3 separate regions of the Homo sapiens genome follow, and regions 1 and 3 are each linked to region 2. Evidence: chromatin contacts called from ENCODE POLR2A ChIA-PET data. All regions are on one chromosome and are shown on one strand. The core of a region is the stretch at or near the end of the contact, and the rest is flanking DNA. Distances in the headings are between cores, read along the strand shown. Region 1 holds the start of ZBTB2 (zinc finger and BTB domain containing 2). Region 2 holds the start of BCLAF1 (BCL2 associated transcription factor 1). Region 3 holds the start of NCOA7 (nuclear receptor coactivator 7).

What was found. ChIA-PET counts read pairs that join two places held with the same protein, here RNA polymerase II (POLR2A).
Region 1: POLR2A ChIA-PET joins it to region 2 with 14 read pairs in CD4-positive, alpha-beta T cell. The contact joins the promoter of ZBTB2 here to the promoter of BCLAF1 in region 2. POLR2A ChIA-PET finds 5 or more read pairs at or near these places in 6 of 52 experiments (CD4-positive, alpha-beta T cell, CD4-positive, alpha-beta memory T cell, CD8-positive, alpha-beta T cell and 3 more).
Region 3: POLR2A ChIA-PET joins it to region 2 with 13 read pairs in CD4-positive, alpha-beta T cell. The contact joins the promoter of NCOA7 here to the promoter of BCLAF1 in region 2. POLR2A ChIA-PET finds 5 or more read pairs at or near these places in 5 of 52 experiments (CD4-positive, alpha-beta T cell, CD8-positive, alpha-beta T cell, CD8-positive, alpha-beta memory T cell and 2 more).

The regions. Positions count from the first base shown.
Region 1 is chr6:151,388,964-151,393,356 of GRCh38, reverse strand. ZBTB2 (zinc finger and BTB domain containing 2) reads left to right here and starts at 1,798. Exons shown (of 3, transcript NM_020861.3): 1 at 1,798-1,937. It overlaps LOC124901232 (translation initiation factor IF-2-like), which reads right to left. Exons shown (of 3, transcript XM_047419613.1): 2 at 2,885-3,403; 3 at 1-2,652. The coding sequence ends at 1,753. RefSeq lists an enhancer at 913-1,785 and silencers at 1,767-1,826, 1,837-2,226, 2,307-3,236.
Region 2 is chr6:136,286,544-136,291,104 of GRCh38, reverse strand. It overlaps BCLAF1 (BCL2 associated transcription factor 1), which reads left to right and starts at 1,259. Exons shown (of 13, transcript NM_014739.3): 1 at 1,259-1,392. It overlaps LOC124901408 (a long non-coding RNA gene), which reads right to left and starts at 1,091. Exons shown (of 4, transcript XR_007059784.1): 1 at 948-1,091. RefSeq lists enhancers at 564-683, 1,004-1,223, 588-1,787, 1,734-1,853, 1,272-1,868 and 2 more.
Region 3 is chr6:125,789,710-125,794,364 of GRCh38, reverse strand. It overlaps NCOA7 (nuclear receptor coactivator 7), which reads right to left and starts at 3,405. Exons shown (of 16, transcript NM_181782.5): 1 at 3,298-3,405. RefSeq lists enhancers at 2,823-2,922, 3,118-3,618, 3,619-4,119 and silencers at 3,143-3,982, 4,573-4,655.

The DNA of each region.
Region 1 (4,393 bases), core at 549-3,048, about 15 Mb before region 2:
AGGCAAATTTCTGCCCAATGGTCTCAAGTTTAGCATTAGTTTTGCCCACTTTTTCTTTTATTCTTAAGTCAGTTTCACTCTTCACATGAGCACTCCACCAACACCATAAGGTTGAAAATTTTCAGAATGGAATTCCAAAAGAATTAAGAACCTACAGATCTCTAATTACAATTCTCTACAAAACAATCAACATCATTTTAGTTCCCTAGTAAGATGAGACAGACCTCAATACTCAAGCCAATCCAAGGAACCAGGCACCAGTCTGAAGGCCAACTTTGATATTCCAGTGACAGCGGTGCAGTAGAATACTTAGATCAGGGTCAGAATTTGGTTTTGGAGGCAGACATTTACCCACTAAAGTCATTTATCTAGCTGATCAAAAAACAGGAAAGTTCAAAGCGAGTATACACTGAATCTATTATCCATTTGAGAGCCACTGAAGCTACACAGCTGCTTATTTTGTCTTCAAAGAAGGAATTAGTCATCAGTACCTGCAGGTATAACTGGATTTCTAAATCAAACTCAGATTTTTAGGAGGGACACTTCTATGTATTAAATTGTCTTAAGATGGTAAGCTTGCCTTAAATGATTTGTAAACTATGTGCCAGGCATTGTGCTAGTGGTCAGACTGTGTAAACCAAAATGGGTTAGACATCACAACCAAGTTAGCATGCCTTGAAACCAGAGTATCCTAGAAACTGCTGCCTCCACTTCCTTAGGAATAAAGCCATATCCTTTCTAAATCTCAAAAAATCCTAGATGTGTAAAGAAATCATTAAATTCTAGTCCTCAAAGGACTGTATTTCCCCAAAAAAGACACGGATTCTAGAAAAATGGCAACAACCAAAAAGTAAACTTTAAAATGTTAAAAATGACCATCAGGAAATTCTAACTTCCCTGCCATGTTTCCGTGTTTCAGGATCTCCCCGTTAAAAGATTTTCCACACCTCTAAATCTAACAGAATAGCCAACTCTGGAATCCATACCTCAAAGACCAAAACCTAACAGGAGAATAAACTGTTCTCTTAACAAACATGCGTTGCAGACTTTCATTTTTGGGGGGGCCAAAACTTCAAAAACGAAAATCGTTGCTGAAATAACCATGAAATTCAACCCTAACAGAAACATCTTACGCCGCTCAACTCATCTGCAAGGTAAAGGAAGCACCTCTGCCTCTGTGCACGCTACAGGAATCTGTACTTCAGCATGACTTTCAGTTACCATTGGTGACACAAAGATACTGCTGGTTTACAGTATCTCCCCGGTTCTAAAGGCCACTCCATTTCAAGTCTTAAAGATTAAAACAAACACGAAAAGTCAAGGGACAAGGGTAAAGGCCAAGAGATCTCAAGCAGAAGCCGGCAGAAGGATACGAGCAGTGGCTCTCCATCTCTACCCCGAGCATCTCAAGGACTTGTGCTACCTAAACACTTTATGTAAACAAGGGGCTTGTGACTCAGGCCTCCAGCCCCAATAGGTGGAGAGAAGTTTCCTCGCCTCGGCTGCACATGGTCTGCAGAAGTTTGGCTGGAGCAGAGCGCGGAGCCTGGGTGGGAGCGGCAGTGGAGTGCTGCAGGCGGCGGCGGCGGCGGCAGAGCAGCAGGAGGCGGAGGCGGGCGGGGGGAGGGGAGCGGCTGGGGGGGGGGCGGAGGGGGCTCTTGCCGCCACTGCTCTCTCGCCGCCTCTCCCCCCCGGCGGGAGCCGCTCGCAGCCTCTTTGCACTAGTCTCTCCGCTCTCTCGGTCATGTGACCTTAACGTAACCGGACAGGAAAAGCCCCGCCGCCGCCGCCGCCGCCGCGCCGGAGACACCGACCGCGGCGGCAGCAGCAGCAGCAGCAGCGAGAGGCAGAGGCGGCGGCGGCGGGGAGGACAGCACGGCCGAGGCTGCCCAGAGGCGCCTCCTCCACACCCCCCGCCGCAGCAGCACCGGCGACAGGTAAGCGCGCACCGCCTCCGCCTCCCGGGGCCGGTGCCCACGTGCCACCCCCAGCCCAGGGTCCGGGAAGGCGGTGGGGGGGCGGGGGCCACCGGAGCTCGCAAACGGTTCCGGCAGAGGCGGTGGCAACAAAGACGACGAATGACCCTCGTACCAGGGCTACGGGTGCAGGCAGGCGGAAGGCCCGGGCCACTCGGGGACCCGGTTCTGGGAAGCGAGGGCAGGGGCGCCTCGCGGGGGCGGCGGCGGCTGCGCCTGGCGCCGGGGCTCTGGCCGCTTGACAAAACCATCCCCCGGAGCCAGGCGGCGGCGAGTCGGCGGCGCCTCCATCCGGGGTTTTGTGGGAGGGGGAGGGGACGGAAGCCGAGAGGGCGGGCGGCGGATCGGAGGGAGGGTGGGAGGGAGGAAGGGGAGGGGGGCGATTCGCGTTCGGTTCCCCGTGGCCGGTCCCTCCCTTCCCGCCGCCACCGCGAAGTGCGCCCTGGGCGGCGGCGGCCGGTGAGCGTCCCGCGCTGGAGCCCTCAGAGGCGGGCCCGTCAGGTGCGTAATCCTTCCGACGCCTCGCCGCCGCCTCCTGCTGCTGCCGCCGCTGCTGCTTCGGCGGCAAGGCCGCGAGCTGCGGAAGTGGGTTTGGGGGAGGGGAGGGAGGAGGGAGGGGGAGGGGAGGGATCCGGTCCGACCGGAGCAGGCCCGGCCTCTCTGGCGCTTCTCCCAGCTGCAGCGGCTCCTACAGCTGCTGCCGCTACTGCTGCGGCTCCGCCTCCCGCTCGCGGGCGGGGGCGCGCACGCGCGCTTCCGGCCTCCTCGGGTCTCGCGCTGTCTCCGGCTCTCGCGCGCGCTCATCCCTCTCCCTCTCTCCCTGTCTGGGCCACCCCCGCCCCCGGCGCCGGGGCTGTTGCGCCGGCCGGGGCGTTGCGCACGGCGTAGGCGTCGGCATTGTGTTAAACTCCGCGGGACTTGGGGCGAGCGCGCGCGCGCACGCGGGACTGAGGGAAGCGGCGAGCGTGCAACGCGGCCGGAGTGCGTCGCCCCTCCCTCCCCCTCAGCCCCTCGGGGACGGGGACAGGGAGGGGGCGGGGCCGGCGAGACCGGAGGGGGCCAGAGGGCCCCGGCGCCGCGCCCCCGGCCCCGCCCCGGGGCGGGTGGGACGAGGTGGCTGTTGCGGCGCGCTCAGGCGGGCGGGGGACGCGTCGGCCTCTGTGGCGCCGCCCTTGTCGCCTGCTCGCTGAGGCTGCAGGCCGGGCCCCAGTCCCGGGTACGGAGCGTGTTGAGCCGGCGGCCTCCAGCTTCCGCCCGACGCGCCATCTGCGCCTGCGATACAGCCCGGTTTGGCCCCGAGCGCGCTGTGCTTTCGGCTGCTTAGCCTTGGGGCGTGGGACCCGCGCGGCCCTCACGCCCCAACCGGACTCCAAGGCGGGGAGGCTGCTTCCCGGGGCCGGCGTCGTTTTCTCGGTGTAGCGAAACCTCTAAACCCTTCTTGTTTAAACAAAGCCGCAAGAGAGAACTTTTTAGCCAGAAGCTGCAAAGGAAGCTGGGTTTTGCCGCTTTTAGCTGGTAGTAAAAGAGGCAATAAAGAAGCGAGGGTAGCAGAGCAGGCGAGTGCCTGGGCCGGGAGAAGCTGCAGCTACGCCTTTTACTGCAGGAACTTCCACCCGAATACGTGAACTCCTAATTATGCCTTGGGGATATAACCCGGCTCTCGCTCCCCGCCTCCCCCAGCTGCATTGTTCATTAGCTCTTTCATCATACAATGGGTCCACTGAGTTTGTGAGCCTTGATTCTATTCATTTTATCAGGGTATTGTTTTAGTAAAATAAAGCATAAAGAAGGTCAGAATTATCAGAACTCCAGGGGGTCTCTGGGTTTGCTTAAACGCGCTGCCCTGTCCTTGCTAATGTAAATCATCCATCTATGCCAACCCCGTTGGAGCACCAGGGCGAGTTGTACACACCACTAGCGTTTTAGTGTGGGAGTACCCTGAACGTTTAATAGAGAATTGGGACTGTGCCATTTTAATTCTCATTTGACTGATTTATCACAAACCAAAATTATAAATTGGTAAGGTAAATTCCACTGCATTTTGAATGATCTTGTTGTGTATCCAGGATGTTTTCAAACTGTTAAAAGGTCATTTTTTTCTTTTTTCTTTTTTCCTTTTAGTAAGAGGCAGGGATCTCGCTATGTTGCCCGAGACGGTCTTGAACTTCTGGGCTCAAGTGATCCTCCCGCCTTGGCCTCCCAAAGTGCTGGGATTACAGGGGTGAGCCACCGCTCCTGGACAAGAAGGCAGTTTTTAAAGGCATAGTAATTTACCACTAATAGGACATCCTTTTAAACTGGGCATTTCTCATTTAATAAACTTGTGGTTTGTTTGCTAGACAAAGAATTGTCCAGTTATTGAAGCCATCGTAAGTACAAGAAGTGATACGCCGGTGCCACTGATGGTCAACAGTGGA
Region 2 (4,561 bases), core at 10-2,509:
TTTAAATATAGTTCATTCACTCAACAAATATTTCTGAGAACCTGCGAATGCTTGGGACATCAGGGCACAACAAAAAGGCCAAGGATTTCTGTGTCCACATCCTGAGGTGGTAATGGGGTGAGGGACAGACTGTACAATAAAAAACCTACGATTCACTCCATGAAAATGTTGTCGTTTTTCTAGTTCAGCTGGTAAACTGGACTGTGAAGAAAGAATGCTCTAAGCACAGTGTTAAATTCACAACCAGGGCCCAATCCTAGTTTCGATTCACTCACTGACACCCTGGTTGCTAATTACAAGTCTGAAATCCATCAAGGTAGTTAACATCTCTAAACATCAAAGCAATAGCGGTTTTAGGCCCTAAGAAAGTGCAGCCCGGAGAAGTATTAATGCAAAATGTGCTACGGCTGTTATTTAAATTCTATTCAAATCGAATGTGGCTTGCCTATTTATAATCTGACTTATAATTCTGGACAACCAAGCTACGTTGGGCTGTGTTCCTCGGCTGCCACAAATCATCGTCACAGGCTGAAAGCTCAACTGCTTCGTGCTCTTTATTTTTTCATGCCTATGCCAACGTTGCCGATGTGGTAAAGCTGTCATCACGCCGCCAGAAGGGCGGCCTTCTTTGGCACGAGCAGCCTAAGAGGTTTCCGGCTGCTGCGGCTTGAGCTCCGATTTGATCAGACGCCACGAAAGGGATTTAGATCGTGGCCATTTTTCAACTAAGTGCGTCTGCCGAATTTAATAGCAAACCAAAAGCCACATTTTCTAATCTCCAGTTAGGCGTCCAAGAGGAAAAGTGGCGCTTGCTGGCTGAGGGAGCAGCGTGTCTGCAATTACAGCCACGTCTTGCCTCCTGGTCTTTTCCTCAGTGTGGGATTGTCTTTTTGTTTTTTGCCTGGTCTGAGCCGGCCCCACAGAAAGAACAGACCAGACGAGCTTACTGAGGTAAAACGCAGGGGCGGCGGTGAGGTCTAGGGGGTCTACTCAGAACGAGGCAGAGACACCAGCGAAAAGCGCCGTATGGCGAAGCTAACTCAGGCCTGACAAAACACCCACCCTACTCTACCGCCTCTCCGGCCAAGGCTGACGCTACGGGCCAGAGGGCGGAGCCGTCACATCTTCCCGCGAGACCAGCCACGCGACTTCCCAGAAGGCCGCAGGCAACATCTTAATAGCAGCCAGGAAGCCGGACCGGAGCGGAAGGGTGGGCGGGGCTTGCCCGCATATTTAGCGGCACCCGAGGCCACGCCCCAGATCGGAAGTGACGGAGACGTGCTAGCGCGTCGAAGGTAGCTCTATGGTTTTCCTCGCGTTCTTGAGTCGGGAAATGGCCGCTGTGTGGTTGCAACGGAGATAAATTCCCGGAACCGCGATTCGGCGTGTCAGGTAGGCCTCGCAATGTATTCAAGTTACTCCAGGGGCAGTGAAGACCGAGGACAGGCCATATTTTTGACTCTTTTGTGGGTGGTGTCGGGTTGGCGGCGAAAGGAGAACCAAGGAGACGTTGCGCCGTTATTTATGCGTTTTTTCGTTAGCTTCTCTCAGGTTTTCGAGGCACTACGGGCCGAAAAGGCCGGGCGGGGGCGCTGAGCAGTGCTAACGGCGGGCGCGCGCGTGTTTGCGAACCTGCCTGGAGACCCACAGCCCGCGCGGCCTCCCGTGCGCGTGCGCATATCTTCCTCTTCCACCCTTCCCCCATTTCTTCAGCCCGTACCTCTGCGCGCGCCCGACTGAACGCTCCGCGCACGCGCGCTCGTTCATTTTTCTCTCCCCCGCCTATGGCGCCGACGGCCGCTGGAGGTGCAACTTGTGTCCGCCTCTCATTGGCTGGGACTGCCACCTTTCTTCGTGGCCTGTGGGGTTTTGAGAAAATAACTGTGACCCGCAGCAAAGTGCGTTGAGTAGGTCTACCCCTTTTCGCGTGGTCTTTAAAACTGCCCTCCGGCTTCAGACCACCCGTCAGTTAATGCCTCGTTTTTGTGATGCTACTAGGTTTTAGTGCTCTGTTCTGCCTCTCGCTGCTGACCCTGGTTCTCTGGAGTTAATTTCGGTACCCGCGGCAACCTGCTGTTTTGAAGCGAGCGCGCGCTGTTGACTGGTGCTGGTTGCCTAGTTACGGTTCCCTAGCGAGAGGATTGGGTCTTAGCTGGTGGTTCTGAGCGTGGCCCTGCCCCATCCGGCTGAAAGTGCGGTTCTTCATGAGTACTAGCGAAGCCGAGTCTTTTCAAGTGATTCAGCCCATTTAGTCGTGTCAGAAATGTTGCAGCCACGATTGGTGGACAGCTGGTGTGAGAAATGGGTGGGAGTGGCGAATTGGACTTTGCCTTCATTTTAAATTCATGAGTTGGCTTGATTCGCTTTTAAGATTTATTTCTTCAGAATCAAGCTGAAGTACCAGCAGCTACTTTGCTACCTCAGACTTTTTTAAAAAGCATTTTAGAACTGGAAACAAATTAAGACTGAAGTTGAAAGCAAGTGTGGCTAACACTGACGAAAAAGATGAGCTACTTCAGACTTGTACCTCACTGCAACAGCCTCTTTTAAATTTTTTGGTGTTACAAAGCAAAACAAAATTTCTTGTTCCTCTTGTGAATTCTCATTTCAGTTCGACTTTAGTTGGAATGGTTAGGATACTGTTCAGGCAGTAAATAACCTTTACGTAGGAAAAACTGCTACAAGGCTTTTGTATTTTTGTTTGATCATGACCAATTCAGGATAGGTAATTTGATGGGAGGGAAAAAGTGGCCCCTCGGCGGGAGTTTGAGGCTGCTGTGAGCTGTGCTCGTCCCACTGCACTCCAGCGGGGGCAACAGAGCGAGACCTTGTCACTTAAAAAAGGTAGCTCATGGTAAACAACCTTGGAGCACCTTCTCTTAGTGATTTCATGTTTCAACCAGTACATTGTGGTGAATACTGAAATATCTTGTTTAATTCAGATAATTAAAATGGTGGCAAAGGAAGCTGTTTAGCCAGAGCCCTTCTTGACTTTGAGGAACAGTGGTAGTATAAGACTTGAAGACAGACGTGTAAAAAGTACTACTCACTGGTAGGCTCAGGTCTGGTTGATTGACTGATTCTTGAGACGGAATGTCGCTCTGTCGCCTAGGCAGGAGTGCAGTGGCCCAGTCTCGGCTCACTGCAGCCTCCGTCTCCGGGTCCAAGCGATTCTCCTGCCTCAGCCTCCCGAGTAGCTGGGACTACAGGCGCCCGCCACCACACCGGGCTAATTTTTGTATTTTTAGTAGAGACGGAGTTTCACAATATTGGTCTCGAACTCCTGACCTCAGGTGATCCACTCGCCTGGCCCACCCAAAGTGCTGGGATTACAGGGATGAGCCCCTGCGCCTGGCCTCGGTTGAATTTATTAAACAACTTTTGTGGGCAGCAAGCTGTACGAGGTTAACTATGTGATGAGAAGACTTAGAAATGGAGAAAAGTTTTATCAGTTCTACATAGGACTTAGTTTGGGAGTTTCTGGAAACTACGTTGGAAATCAGTAGTTGCACACTAGCTGAATTCAGCTGTGTAATTTACAGTGATTTGTTATTTACCAAATAAGTAGAAGAGGGAATTAAGAAGCTAAAATCTCTGGGTACTTGTTTGATATGAATTTGTTAATTGTTTATACTCAGGTAATAAGTGTTACCTCAGTCATAGCATTTAATATTTTATCTGACTGTCCCTAAGGCTGAAAACCAACGAATATACTAACACGAAGATAATACTAGATTATATTTGTGTAATATTTTAGAGTTTTCAAACACTTTAATTTTATTTATTTATTTTTTTGAGACAGAGACTCGCTCTGTAGCCCGGGCTGGAGTGCAGTGGCGCCATCTCGGCTCACTGCAACCTCCGCTTCCCTGGTTCAAGCGATTCTCGTATCTCAGCCTCCCAAGTAGCTGGGACTACAGGCGCCGGCCCGCCACCATGTCCTGCTAATTTTTTTTTTTTTTCTTGAGACACAGTCTTGCTCTGTCGCCAAGGCTGGTGTGCAGTGGCGTGATCTTGGCTGACTGCAACCTCTGCCTCCCAGGTTGAAGTGATTCTTGTGCTTCAGCCTCCCCAGTAGCTGGGATTACATGGGATTACAGGTGCACACCACAAAGGCCGGCTAGTTTTTCTGTTTTTGAGATGGAGTCTTGCTCTGTCACCCAGGCTGGAGTGCAGTGGCATGATCATGGCTCACTGCAACCTCCACCTCATGGGTTCAAGCGATTCTCCTGCCTCAGCCTCCAGAGTAACTGGGATTACAGGCGCCTGCCACCACGCCCGTCTAATTTTTATATTTTTAGTAGAGACGGGGTTTTGGCATGTTGGCCAGGCTGGTCTCGAACTCCTGACCTCGGGTGATCCGCCCGCCTCGCCCTCCCAAAGTGTTGGGATTACAGGTGTAAGCCACCGCACCCAGCCCATTTTATTAAGCATGTCTAGAAAGACTTCTAAATGATGCTGATTAATGCTGTATCAAAAATATTAGGTAACCTTACATGCAAGAATCATTTTAAGTAAACGTGGTTAGCTTGCAGAAAGGCTGCCTAAACAAGGGTTACCA
Region 3 (4,655 bases), core at 2,156-4,655, about 10 Mb after region 2:
TCCTAGTTGCCAAGTTAGAAAGGGAAATATAATCAATGATTTGATTCTCATTTTGCATGATGAAAAGAACACACACAAACACACACACACAAGTTGTTCAGGGTAAGTAAAGCTTTTCTTTGGCATTTAAAGTTAAATGGAATTTCTTGCATGAGTCTTCAAACAGAAACTATAGAAAGTACCATGATCATAACCACATTTCGAAAGTAACATAATAGTAAGTTTCCTCTGACTGTATTAATAAAATCCCTCAGTGTGGGCATATGGGGGGGTGTTAAGGATGCAAAACAAGGTACCAAAGTACAGCTTCTGAAGATCTGGCTAGACTTCTGGTCTAACAGCTAGTATTGGAAGGGAATAGGTTGACGTCATGGCCTTTGTTCAGCCAACCCCCCGTAAACATCATTTCTCTCAATTAAGCTTCTGATCAAATTTAGCAACAGAAAATTCATATTCTCTGGCATGTACAGAAACAAATGCATTTTGTATCACTGTTGAGGGGAGACCAGTAGACAACAATCACTCTTTATGTATTCACTATATCTGAAATTCAAGGTCATACAAATTTACTTCTGTATATTTTTTTCTGCAATCAACAATTCTGATTTTAGCACAAGTGAATTGAGTGGATCCTGTTGAATTTAAACAAACAAAAAATTATGGGCTGGGATTTTAAAAACAATAGTAAATGGCATTTAGCAAGAAAGGAATAGAGGTTTCTAAAATACAGCCTTTAGGAAGATAAAGAGAGGAAATCCAGGTCTTGGATTGCATTCTGGTGGTGCTTGTGGGGGCGGAGTGCTGGGGGATCAGGAGGTAGGACCCAAAAGTGAGTCAACCAATCCCAGAGGCACTGCGCATTTGGTTGTAGGACACACAGAAGAGAAAAATACCTCTTCAAATCTGAGATTAGAGCTTTTATTTGACTGTGATTCCAAAGCCAAAGTAATAGCAGTTAAACTGAGCAGTTAAAGGCTCAACTCCTACTTGTAAAATGAACAAATAAGTGCTTATAAGTAACAAGGTAAAGAGAGCTTACTGTAACCAAAGGGGAGGGCTTTTTTGAAAAGCTTAAAGTGTGCAAGGAAGAGCCAGGTAAATTAATTGCTCAATACCCTGGGTTACAAATTTAAGAAGTGTAAAATGTAATTATCTTTATTACAGGAGGGAATTTTGGCTTTGTTTTAATAAATCATAACAAATTAATTTTTTTCATAAGTTCCCTCCCACTGTTGGTTCCTGCAGTCTTATTAACTTTTATAGGAAAGTTTTATTTCCTTATCCATCTAGGAAGAAAATAAGTAGGTTGGAGAAGCAATAGTAATAAAGTATGGCCTACCATATTGTGTAAAAATAAGTCATTTGAGTAATATGAAGTGAAGATGGTAAAGATGCATTAAAATGTCAGAAAGAAAACCTGGGAGCATGCCCAGATAATATTGTTAAGCAGAGACTGAAAGAAGTTCACACTGACTCATGAAATTCATGTGATGGAAAAAAGATGAAATCAAAACAGAAAATGTCATAGTGTAAAAATAAAGCAAATAAAGTTTGATGCAGTTAACCTTGTTTTTCTTTTTTTTTTTCAAAATGATATAACATTTTAAAGCAGGAAGACACTGTATCTTGCAAACCCTCATTTCACAATCCCCTGGCTGTCAAATTTGGAAACTGATGTGTTTCTATACCGAGGAGAAAACAGTTTAAATTGTGTATCTATATCACACATTTTGAATCATTTAAGAATCACAGACACTTCTACATGTTTTATTTCTACTTTTGCCTGTGATAAAAGACATGATAATTAGATCAAACCTGAAAAACTCAACTCTAAAATAAGTGAATACATCACTTATTAACCAAATCATTGTTTCCTCTGGCGTAACTTACAATTTTCTTTAAAACACGACTTTTACTTTTTAAATTGTGTTTGAGAGCACAGTTGAAGTTGGCATGATTACCAGTGAGACTGGAAATTTTGCAAGCTTAGACATGAAATGAACTTAAGAGTTGGGGAGAATTACCTCATAACCTTGATGACATATTACAGAAAGATAGCATATGGTCCTAAAGATGTCAGAATTGAAATATAAATGTTAAAATAACTGAGTTTGCCTATTTATACAAAGAGGCAATTTTTGAAATTCAATTAAATTTCACCGGCTACAGAACAATTCTGTGATTCTAAATTGTGGTTTTTAGATGAAAGCTTGAAACACAGTTCATTCATTCAACAAATAACTAATGGGTACTTATTCTGCATAAGATGCAGAAGATTACAGGATTTAAAAAAAAACAGATTCAAGATTCTGTCCTATTTGAGCTTATACTGAGTCACTTCTCCAAATCTCTATACCTAAGTGACTATAAAATTGGAGCTTACAGTGATGCATTTTTCAAAACTTTAAGCCTTATTGCTGAATATAAAATAAAAAATGATAGTCTGGGAAGAGGGAATCTTGCCAAAAGCTCTGATGTATAAACTTTACACCTAGAGGAGAAAAAAAGCATTAATACATAACCAGTTTCTGAGAAATACAGAGCATAACATCGAGTTGGAAGTTAGGCTGGGCACAAGGCTGCCTCTGCTGGCTGACCCGGTACATCTTTCCAGCAGAATCTCAACTCCCGACACCTGTATCAAAGTTGCCACTCTTAAAACACATCCCTTCACGTAAGCAGAGGCTCCTAAATACTCAGCACAACAATATCCCAGCCTCATCGATCTCCAGAATAATCTGACTTCTAGAAGGACCTTCTCTAAATTGGCCCTAACGTGTTGACGGTAAGGGTTTGCCCCATCGATTTTATATACCAACTAGCTAGCTCTGAAATACACAAAAATCCACAGCGACTTCTACATGCCACTAATAACCCTTTGCCTGTCTACATGTTTTGGCTAGAAAGATGGGAAGAACGCATCTGCTAATCCAGCCGGAAAAACACAGTGACATATTTCCACCTGAGCTGCTGAAAATCCAACGGTCTTCTCCCCAAATAAGCCCCATGCCAACCTGTCCTCCCCACTCTCGTACTGGCGCGCACCCCCACGAGCCCCCCAAGGGGTGGGCGGGGAAGGGTCAATCTCTCCTTCGCCCCCGCTCGGCCTCCCGAGCTCAAGCAGAGGTTTTCAGGTTCACAGGGGGCTACGCCCAGCGCCATTAGCACACCTCCGAGCGCTCCACCGAGCCCCCGGCGGGAGGCAAGTTTGGCCGGTCCTGGACCCTGCTCGCGGCCTCTCGGCGGCAGCATCAGCGGCGGGCGGCGGCGAGGGCTGGGCCCCGCCTCACCACCTACCTACAGGGCGGGGGCGCCGGCTCCTGGGGTCCGGGAGAAGGGGATCGGTCGCATGCATTTCTGGGAGCGGTGGCCTCTGCTGCTGGGCGCCGGGGAGCGCATCCTCTCGGCGGGTGGAAGGAGGGGTCAGGGGAGGACCGTACGCCGAGGAGGAGCAAGAGGAGGAGGCGGGAGCTCCGAGGCGCGCGCCCGCGGGGCCCCGCGTCCGGATCGGGTGTGCGCAGCCGCCGCAGTCGGGGTGTCTTAGGCCTCTTCCCACGCGCGACGCCTCGCCAGCCCCGCAGCTGCGCCCCCCGTCAGGGCATGGGCCGCTACGGGGTCCCGGGCCCGGCTGAAGGCGGGCAGTCACGGGTGGCGCGACGCTGTGCAGACGCCCGCCTCTAGCTCCTCCCGGCCAGTGGCGCGCGCTGCGCCTCACAGCGGTTGCGGGGGCCTGGGAGCTCGCGCCGGGCTCTGCCGCTCGGACTGCAGTTGCGGCATCCTCCCCGCCCCCCGCGACCTCCGAGCTGGGAGGCTGGGCACCCCGGCTACCCGCGGCTGCTGCAGCCTCCGCTGCCGCGATCCCGGCGGCTCCGCCCCGGAGAGCTGCGCGTGCGGCCTCCGCAGGCCTCGGCCCTTTGTGGCGCCTCCCGAGTGCGGGCGCCTTGCTGCCCCAGCGAACCGCCGCCTGGCAGCGGCACCTAGGAGGGTCCTCTTACCTCACCCCGGGCCGCTTCCCCCTTACAGTTGGCCCGCCTGGCCCCTACTCTTCGTGGGAAGTAAGGCTTTGACAGCAGAGCAGGAGTTAGAGCTTTTCCCCAGCTTTAAAGCCCTTTGACTTTCCTTCCAGCTCAGGACCGATGGCCACAATAAATTCATCCTGTGTCCCTTCTGGCGTTGCGTTTAACAGAGGGGCCCACCATCTCCTTCCCCCTCCCGTTCCCGGTACACCATCCTGGATGCTGCCAAATTGCAGTCATTACAGCAATAAGAACATAGCAGTTGGGCCCTCCAGCCGACTCTTGGCAGAGACTCGAGAGAACCTTGGAGGGGGAAGGTTTGCATCAGCTGCGGGGCCTGTGCCTGTGAGCTCCCCATCCCCAGTTGGGTGCTGTTCCCTCTGCGGTCCCATGACCAGCACTGCAACATGACTAGGAGGATCTGGCCGTGGAGTTCATTCACTCTTATACGCAGAAAAATATCCCAAGGAAGGGCCTGCAACTACTCTGTTAACAGTGTGTTACAGGCCTTCCACACAGATAAACTAGATAGCAGCCTCCTCTGGGTTGTTGACGCAGCTTAAGCTGTAATAACCTCTCTGGAAGGCGGAGCAAAGCGTTAACAGTGGTGGCTTTGGCATTTCAGCAGCAGGTGGTCAT